Regions from separate parts of the Homo sapiens genome. Here region 1 is linked to region 2. Evidence: chromatin contacts called from ENCODE Hi-C or POLR2A ChIA-PET data. All regions are on one chromosome and are shown on one strand. Each heading gives the region's core, a stretch centred on a gene start or an enhancer-like site at or near the end of the contact. The rest is flanking DNA. Distances are from core to core; before and after follow the strand shown. Region 1 has its middle 70 kb from the start of BMAL1. Region 2 holds the start of RASSF10 (Ras association domain family member 10).

Evidence for each region. A loop is a pair of places that touch in the nucleus more often than their neighbours do. ChIA-PET counts read pairs that join two places held with the same protein, here RNA polymerase II (POLR2A).
Region 1: a loop to region 2 is called in a map with no recorded cell type, with 2.4 times the contacts of the local background. The contact joins the enhancer-like site here to the promoter of RASSF10 in region 2. A Hi-C loop is called at or near these places in 2 of 37 single-sample maps with no recorded cell type. POLR2A ChIA-PET finds 5 or more read pairs at or near these places in 2 of 52 experiments (A549 and endothelial cell of umbilical vein).

What each region holds. Positions count from the first base shown.
Region 1 is chr11:13,205,756-13,210,231 of GRCh38, reverse strand. No RefSeq gene overlaps it. Among named protein-coding and RNA genes, the nearest start is that of BMAL1, 70 kb to the left of the region's middle. RefSeq lists an enhancer at 2,427-2,984. Within about 2 kb of position 1,936, at least 16 of the 41 ENCODE cell types and tissues checked have a DNase peak (open chromatin) inside an H3K27ac peak, as active enhancers do; they include endothelial cell of umbilical vein, where a contact is called at or near this core.
Region 2 is chr11:13,007,656-13,012,227 of GRCh38, reverse strand. It overlaps RASSF10 (Ras association domain family member 10), which reads right to left and starts at 2,912. Exons shown (of 1, transcript NM_001080521.3): 1 at 109-2,912. The coding sequence starts at 2,651. The coding sequence ends at 1,128. It overlaps RASSF10-DT (RASSF10 divergent transcript), which reads left to right and starts at 3,112. Exons shown (of 4, transcript NR_187419.1): 1 at 3,112-3,601.

The sequences.
Region 1 (4,476 bases), core at 687-3,186, 200 kb before region 2:
GTTTTAACCTCTTGTTTCCATTCAATGCACTAATGGCCTTGGGTAGGCCCTGCTGGAACAAAGATGAATGAGACGTGATTCTGCTCCCCAAGGAGCTCATAGACTACTGGGAAGGGGGAGTGTAGATACATAAACAAATAATTAAAATTCAATGTTATGATAGGGACAATACAGACACAGAGGGAGATGTAAAGTCCACTGATGGGAACCAGCAGAGCTTTGGAGAGGAGATGCTGCTTACCTACTCTCTGAGGGATGGGCTGGGGTTCAGAAGGTGGAAAGGAGGACTGGCGTTTTAGGGAGGTGGAATGGCATTTGCAAAAGTAGCGGGGAAACAGCCTATTTGGGGAGTAGTGAGAAGTAATTTGGTAACCACTGTTAACATTTTCTCATAGGTCCTTCCAGGCTTTCTGACATGCATTTTCCTGTGTATATTTGTGAATGGATGAGTGTGTGTGTGTGTGTGTGTGTGTGTGTGTCTGTGACTTGCCTTCATTTCACTAAACATTGTATGTTAGAAGTCTCTCCGTGTCAGTAAAGAAAAGCTCCTTCATTTTTTAAAACTTCTGTAGTGTTCTATTGTGTTGATCTATTATAGTCCCTCTTTAATAGACCGTTTAGGTAGTTTCCAGTTTTTCACCTCCTATGTGTATCTTCGTGAACCAATGTCTAGAGAGGAAGTTGCTGAGTTAAAGGGTACCTACATTTAAATATTGACTGCTATTACTTAATGACCTCCAAAAAGGCTTTACCAATGTATACTCTTCATGGAGTGGCTAAAGTATGTCATGGCCTAGTAAGTCTTTCACATTTTCCCCTTTCTGCCTTAATCCATGGCATAATTTTCCTCTCCCGAAAATAATGATCCTGACAGCAATCCTACATGTATGGAATGAGTTGCCCCCATTTTACAGATGACAAAAAACGGAGGATCAGAGGAGTTGGGTCTTATCCACAGTGCCCCAGGGAGTCAGAACCAGAACTAGAACTCGGGCCTTCAGAATCCTAAAGCTTTTTCTACTATGTTGCTAGGCAACACTTCTCCCTTTTGATTCTTGTGCCAATGCTACTTGTTGCCATGGTACTGCTGGGACAAGGAGCAATAAGTTGTAATTAAGCAGTGAGCTAGAATCTTTGCTCCTAGCAGAAAAGGTTTTGTTTTGCCCTTATGTGTGGGTGGACAGGAGATAAGGCCACCAGGGCTGCACTTGGTGCAGAGAGGGGCAGTTGGAAGAAGCCAGCTGATTATCATGTAGGTTTCATGTGAGGGCGGATGTTCATCTTCACTTTGCCCATTTGAAACCATGTTTGCCCAGAAATGCCTGGATGGGGGTGCTGTGTGGGGTCCCTGCCTAGACACTGGCTTGTCAAAAATCAGCATCCAACTTCAGTGTGTGCCTTCTCAGTCTAGAAGAAATAGGGGCCTCGTTGTTAACAGCACCATTCTGGAATCAGACAGGTCTGGGTTCAAATGCTGGTTTTGCCGCTTACAGAAATTTACCAACATTTTCTGATTCTCAATTTCCCTGTCTGAGTGGGGACAATCAGGGTGACCTCGTAAGGTGTTCTGTGTATTGAGTGAGAAAATGGGGCTAATCACTTAGCCAAATGCCTGACATTAACTACCATTTGTTAAGCGATCAGTGCATGTAGCCAATGCTAGCGTTTTATTTTTATCATTCACCCACCCGTTCTTCTTTGTATGCTTTGCAGTAATCAAAGGGTTTCCAAAACATCTTTAGTATTCCATCACTCAGTGCTGAGTTGAGGGATTACGAAAGCTCATCATGTTTTTCTCTTTAGACAAGAACACTCAAAAACAGATTTTCAAAAGATTTGATGTAGTGAAGTTCTGCACCTCAGAAATGTGTGTTATCTGCCCCAGGAATGAGTCATCGGTAGTAGGAGGAAAAGTGAAACTGTTTTTCAAAGGCGACACAATGGAAATTGCACAATTCAAATTACTGCAATTGCCTTTTCAGCTGAATCCAAGGAAATGTTTTGTTTTTTTTTTTTTCAATTCATTCAGTTGACTTTTTGAACACTTCTTATTTGTCAGGCCCCATGCAAGGGGTGAAAAGATGAATAGAACATGGCCCCTGCCCAGGGAGTTCACAGTTTAGTAGGGGAAGAGGAATTTGAAATAATTACAGCAATGCGATAGCTGCTGTGGTGAGGTCTGTGGATGGCGTTGCGGGGACACTAGAGCAGGAAGTCCTTAACTCGGGGAGAGAGGGAAGTCGGGAGAGAGAGGAATATCGGGAAACACTTCACAGAGCTGGTATCAGCTGGGCTAAGTCTAAAAAGATAAGGGCAATCAGCAGGCAGAAGGCACTTGGGCAGAGAAAATGGTGGGGAAGCGGGAGAGAGCACGGAGCCTTCAGATCTGGGTGGGGGACAAGGCTGGAGGAGCAAGCGCCTGCACCCACAGGCCTGGCCCTGTGCTGCATAACTCACTCCTTCTAAAAGCACCCCCTGCTCCCTCCCATTCTTGCAGTGCTCACTACTTTCCTCCTGCTCCTCAGGTTTGCTGTCTCTGCTCCTACCCGGCCCCTCCTCCCCTGCATTCTTACCCTGGGCTTCATCTTCTTTCTTCCTGTCACACCTGAAACTCCAAACCCTTACCTTTTACATCCCTTGCAAAGATGTTCCAATGATCCTCGATGCTACAGGGTAAATATTTCACTTGTTCTGGTCTTTTGTGCAACCCTCTCATCAGGCATAGAACTTAATTCTAGATTTGCACCCATTAGAATACGAATCTCACCCCAAGGCAGCCAGGAGGAGCTGTCTCCATTGCAAACGCACTGATTCCTTTATTCCTTCTCCTAGGTGTGTCCTGAGGACATGGCTCAGCTACTAGACTTTTTTTTTGGTTTTTGTTTGTTTAATTCTTTGTCCTTTAGAGATAGGGTCTCTCTCTGTCACTCAGGATGGGGTGATCACAACTTACTACAGCCTTAACCTCCTGGGCTCAAACCATCCTCCCACCTCAGCCTCCCGAGCGAGTACACTTTTGATGCGGGAGAGGCCTCGTCATTTGCAAGTGAGGCAGAGCAGTGCCACTTCCAGCTGACCACGTGGCCTAGGAGGTAAAGACCTAGGCCATCCAAGTATGTTGGGGTTCCAGCTGTGTCTGAGGTGGGGATGTGACTTTGTGTTTCCCCACCTCTGATTAGTGGGAGTGTGCCAAGGTGCCTTTCATTGTTTCTCCTGGGACAGAGAATCAGACAGCTACTACTCCACAGAGTTCTCGTTGCTGGCCCAGGCTCTTCTTTGGAATGAAACTGTCTGCAATGTAGATGCAATTCCAGGAATAATTATAAACCAATCCACAATGAACTGTCCCTGAAGACTGAGATGCCCAGGTGCTTGTGAGTGGCTGCTGGTCTGACCATTTGGATGCCTCTCTGAATAAATTTACCCTAGCAGGGCCAGGCTGCATGCATCATTTTACATATTGCTTACTATTGTGAAAACACATTTTTATATTCTGGCTTTTTACACTTAATAATACGTTAATAAATTTTTCCATCTTGTAGGCTTTCTAGTTGTCATATTTAATTACTTCATAATATTTAGGTGAGTGAATTGATCATAATTTACTAACCTTTCGGCCCACAACTGAATATTTAGGCAGGTTCTAATTATTTTGTTAGTGTGCTTAATACTTCGAGGAACATCTTTTTGTTTATGTTGATTAATCTCCTCAGGATAAATTCCCATGAGTAGAATTTCTAGTTCAGGAAGCCTAACCAACACTTCTGGAATGCGCTTCCATTCTCATCTCACCTAACCGCTCTGGTTTTATGCTTGATTAGTTACTAGAATGGGATAGAAGGAAAAAGGAAGTAAGCAGAGATTCTGGGGTTCTTCCAAAAGTCAGGCTCACTTAGATATGGGAGACTTGGGGCCACCAGATAGCTGTGTGGGGAGACATGGTACTAAGAGATCAGGGAGAAAGACACACATCAGAATGACACAGAGATAACCATAGTCTCTGAATTAGTCAGAAGAGGCTAACGATGGCAGCAAATAGCCCCAAGCTTTAACTACAAGGAATAAATTTATTTCTTGCATAGGGATAGATGGGGCAAGGGACCTTCATTCAGGCTATTTCATACCGAGACATCCCCCTGCTCTGGGTCAGAGGGATCTTCTCCATGCAGATGGGGAAAGAGCAAGTATCACACTGGGGAGATTTCACGGGTCAGGCCTGTTAGTGGTCTACATCCCTTCTGTGTAAAATCCATTGTCCAGAACCCAGACAGAAGTCCTCACTTGAATGCAGAGAAGGCTGGGAAGTATAATTTAGGTATATGTCCAAGGTGGAAGAGGAGAACACAGATACTGGTGCGTACAAGCGGTCTCTGCTGGAGTCTTTTTCAAAATTTAGCCAGTCAAGCCTGAAAACAGGAGAAGCTGGGCAGTAAACAGAAATGGAGCTTTGCTGCTCATACACACTTTGCATGCAAA
Region 2 (4,572 bases), core at 1,663-4,162:
TTTTCTTTTCTGTCCTTATCTAGGAAACCCTGATATTTACACTATCTCAATTTAAGTTTGAACAAGTAACTGATTAATCTCTGACAAAACATACTGAAGTTAGACGAGTTTGGGTAAAATCCGTTAAGGTCATGGTTGGTTTTAATCACATAGCTCAATTTAAAAGCTGAACACTAAAACATCTTTGCTTTCAAAGAGTGCTTGTTAGACAGCAAGTTTTGTTTTGCGTAACTTGAATTCTGCTACTTCCTTTTATTTTTTTCTGAAATAACAGTGATTGAGTCAATGAAGTGGCAATACGAATTAAAGGGCAACTCACCTGCCTTTGAAGGGACAGATCCCAAAGGGCCCAGATTAAATTTTAACCACGATTATGTTTGCCAGGATTTTATATCTCAAATGATTATGTTTGGCTTTTGTAATAATAAAAGGTTATTTTGGGAAAAGAATTCCCTTTTAACATCTATTGTGTTTACTAGGAGGAAATACAGGGTTAGACTTCGATACAGTTTAGCCTTTGAAAGAAAATAAAAGACAAATGATTTAGCAGATGGGTAATTCCCAAATCTGCAGAAATGTAAACAGCCAGGATTTTGGTGCCTATGGGTTTTATCAAAGAGGTAAGAAAGGCAGAGACCGACACCAGTGCGTCCTCTTTGGCTAGTTTTAACACGTTTACAGTCACAATTAACATTCAAGGAATTTCCTTTTCATCCAAGTGTTTCTTTTAAAGCACTTCATACCACAAACTAAAGTTCTAGCTGCCATCAGTCCTTCCCATACAGAAGAGTAGCGAAATCTCCATTATACTTCCTTACTTTGAAAATGGGCTCGGACCACGTCAATTTCCTTGGGTTGTTTGTTTTCCAGTATAGGGGGTTCTTGCCTCCTCCCTCCTTCCCTCTCTTTAATGAGCTTGTATTGAGGATCCTACTTCTTCTACCCTCACCCTGCTCTGCACTCACCCCGGAGCCAGATGAGCGCGAGGCTGCGCAGAGCGCTGCTGCCCAGCCGGAGCTCTGGGCTCGCAACAGCCTGGTTTCAAGTCCGCGAGCCGGCTGGCCCACTGCATTCTGCAAGAAAAAAGAATCCCCCTGTTCCCGCCCCCCGCCCCCCGCCCCCCACCCCTACACAAGGGATTCGCACATGGGCAAGGAGTCCGAGTCTTGGCTATGCATAGAGCTCAGTCCCGTATCCGAGTCTTCGTCGTTGCCAGGACCGCTCTTGGCCAGTCCACGGGCCTGGTCCACCCACATGTCGGCGCAGGCTTGAGGCCCAGGTTCCCGCGAGGGACTGCCAGAGCCAGGAGCCCCATCCGGTGCCACCGTCAGCTCCAAAGTGTGCAAAGTTTGCAGAAGGCCCTGTAGCTCGCGCTTCTTGCTGTCCCATTGCTGCTGGCTGTAATCCAAGTCCGACTTGACGGCCTCTAGGTCCGTGTTGAGCCGCAGCCCAATGTAAAGGCTGGTACTGAGCTGCGTCCTGACCCGTTCCTGCTCCAGCAGCAGCTCGCCGTCGGGGCCACCGTCGGGCTCCAGGGGCTCCTCCCGCGCCGCCAGCTCCTCCTGGCGCCGTCGCATCCACCTCTGGTTGAGTTCCTCCTGAATCTCGGCTGAAAGGCGCTCCAGCAACTCCTCCTGCTGAACCCGTTGCTCCTGAAGCCGCAGCAAGTCGTCGCAGCGCCGGGCCAGCTCCTCCAGCGCCGCCGCCTGCGCCTCGCCGGCTAGAGGGGGCGCCGCCGCCGCCTCCTCCGCCTCCGCCGCCACCTCTTCTGGCTCCTCTCCCGGTCTGGACCCGTCGAGCTCGATGCCTGCCCCAACCAAGTAAGTGTCCTGCACGTAGTTGACCCCGTGACGCCGCATGCGGTCCAGGTGCACCTTGGCCTCGTAGTGATCGATCTCGCGGTCCAGCTCGTGGAGCCGCTGCACCTGCTGGCGAATTGTGTGGTCCTGGGAAAGCACCAGATGCACCAGCGTCTCCATGCGCTCCACCGACGCGCTCTCGTGGGTCCGCGGCGACGAAGAGCAGGACGAGGCAGTGGACGACGAAGTGGACGAACAGGACGACGGTGTCTGCTGCTGGCGCCGCCGGTTGAGCTTGGCCAGTTTGCGAAAGGCCTTGCGCACCACTCGCCGCTGTTTCTCCTGGGTCATGGCCAGGCTGGGCCGCGCCGGGGCCCCGCGGGCCGGACAGGGGCGCTCTCGGCTCAGCACTACGCGCGCCTCGGCGCTGCGGGGGCCGGCGTTAGGCAGCGATGCCTCGCTGCGCACTAGCACGAAGCGCACATTCTCTTGCTCTTCGCCCCAGGCAGCCCAGAGGCGCAAGATGCGCGTCTTGTTGGGGAGGATGCGCTCAAAGCCGCGCCACTTCTCCACGATGCAATAGCACTGCGGGGGCCCGCACAGCATGCCCTGCGGCAGCGCCTCGTCGTCGTCCTCGTCGTCCTCGTTCGGGGGTTCGGGCAGCTCTCCCGGGCCATGCGGGTCGCCGGCCGACCCCAGCCGCCGGCTCCGCCGCTGTCTCCGTCGCCGCCGGCAGCCGTCCTCCAAAAGCACTCGCACAACGTCGGAGCAAGTGGTGCGGCGGGAGAGGCCGGACACCAGCTTCTCTTCCTGGCAGATCCACACCGATATCTTCTTTTCCGAAGGATCCATGGCGCAACCAGGGCGCAGGTGGCAGGTCCGGCCGGGGTCTGCTGGGGCGGCGAGGACAGCAAGGGCAGCCCAGTAGCTCTGGGATGGGAGAGGAGCCCGTGCCCCCCTCCGGCGGCTGCACTAGCCCTGTTCCCCCGCTGCGCACCGAAGGCAGGCTGGAAAGCGACTGCGGCTGTGGTCGCGGTTGCGGCTGCGCTCTGCCCGGACGACGGGCGCTCCCGGGGCAACGCGCCCAGGACCGGCTCCCGCCGCTCTGGCTCTGCCCAAGGTGCCCGGGACCTCCGGGTTTTGCTCCTCCCCACGTGGCTCCACCCCTTCCCGCCCCCAAGGCCCAGAGCTGTGGCTGGAAGTGCAGGAGGCTCAGGGCCCAGGCCCGCCCCTCGCAGCCTTGCCGCGCCCCGTGCGCCCTGTCCGCCCCTCGCTCGCATTGCAGGCATCCTGAGTCTCGGCCCTTTTCGCCAAATCGCTGCTCTGCCGCGCGCCTACGCAAGGAAAGATTCAAGGGTCCCTCCACTTCAGGGAGTGGAGCCCGCGCCTCGGCACGGATCAGCTGTGCGTCTCCTTTGGCCTACTGGCTCCTCTGCTTGTGTCTATAGCTAGCTGGACGCATCGTGACTTTATCTTCTCATCTTTCCTGGCGCCCCCAGACGCATTTCCTGGTCCCTCGAGGCAGCGGCGTCTGGGGAGTGCACTTTGCACAGACAGGGAAACCGAGGCACTCAGCGGTCTCCAATGGAGACGCTGTAATCGCATTCCACGACCAGCTAGCGCTATAAGCGCTGCCTCTAAAGCGGAAGGCCTCCCAGTCCTTCTCGACAGGAAGCAATATTTGCATATCTAAGGAGAACAAGATTCGGCAATGTGCTCCGGGAGCAAGTGCAGGCATGGAACGGTATGGGCTGGAGGGGGACAGACCTTCAGAGGCGGCTGCCCGTTCCCTGTAGTGTCACGTAAGTGGGTCTCCACGTCACCTTCACCTCAGCTTCCCACAGCCTTTTTGGGAGAGGGGCTCCTCATTCTAGTGGGAGTTCAGGGCCCAGACCCAAGTCACAAGCTATTTTTATGCTTTCCACCTCCATAAGGGGAAACTGTGAAGGCTTCTGGCATTTTCTAATATTCAGATGTGGTCCAGAAGAGATAACAGCCAAGCTTTACAGTGCAAGAAACCCAAGGCCACAATGCAAATGAACTTGTTTCATCCTTAACTGCTGATGAGGATGGTCCACTGAGTGCAAGGTTTGCCCTGAACTTGTCCTTGTGAGCACAGGTGTAATAATAAGCTCACTCCCTTTCTTCAAGACCTTAGATGGCTCCCCATTGCCTCTTGGCTAAAGCACTTTTGTTCATTCAATGATTCACTCAGCAAATATTTATTGAGTACCTCTCTGCTCCAGGTCCTACGCTAGGGATTTGACAATGAACTAATCGCCAGTTCTGGCTTGCAAAGAGTTCACAGTCTAGTGGGAGGGCACAGCCAAGTAAACATTCCCAACACAATGTCCTGTGTCCTCTGATAAGGGAGAGCATGAGGTTCTGGGGGACCCTGGAGTGGCATCCAACCCATCTTGGAGGGGCAAGGAAGGCTTTCCCTAGAAGAGGTGTGTTAGACAAGACCCAAAGGACCATTAGAGTCTGCCAAAAGGAAAGCAGATGGAGGGGAGGGACAAGCAGCATTCTAGAAGGGATTGTAGTGCAGTCAGGAATCAAGAGCATGTTAGTTATGGGGGCTGTCAGGAATTTGAGAGGAGTGCCTAAAACTGAAGTTGGATAATTGAACAGGAATGGGATCAGGAAGGGCCTTTAATTCCATGCTTATGTATTTGGATTTATCTTAAAGACAATGAGAACCCATAGAGTGCAAATCTGGAGTCAGAACAGCCAAGTAAAAATTTCAGCACCACGTACTAGCTCTATAACCTTA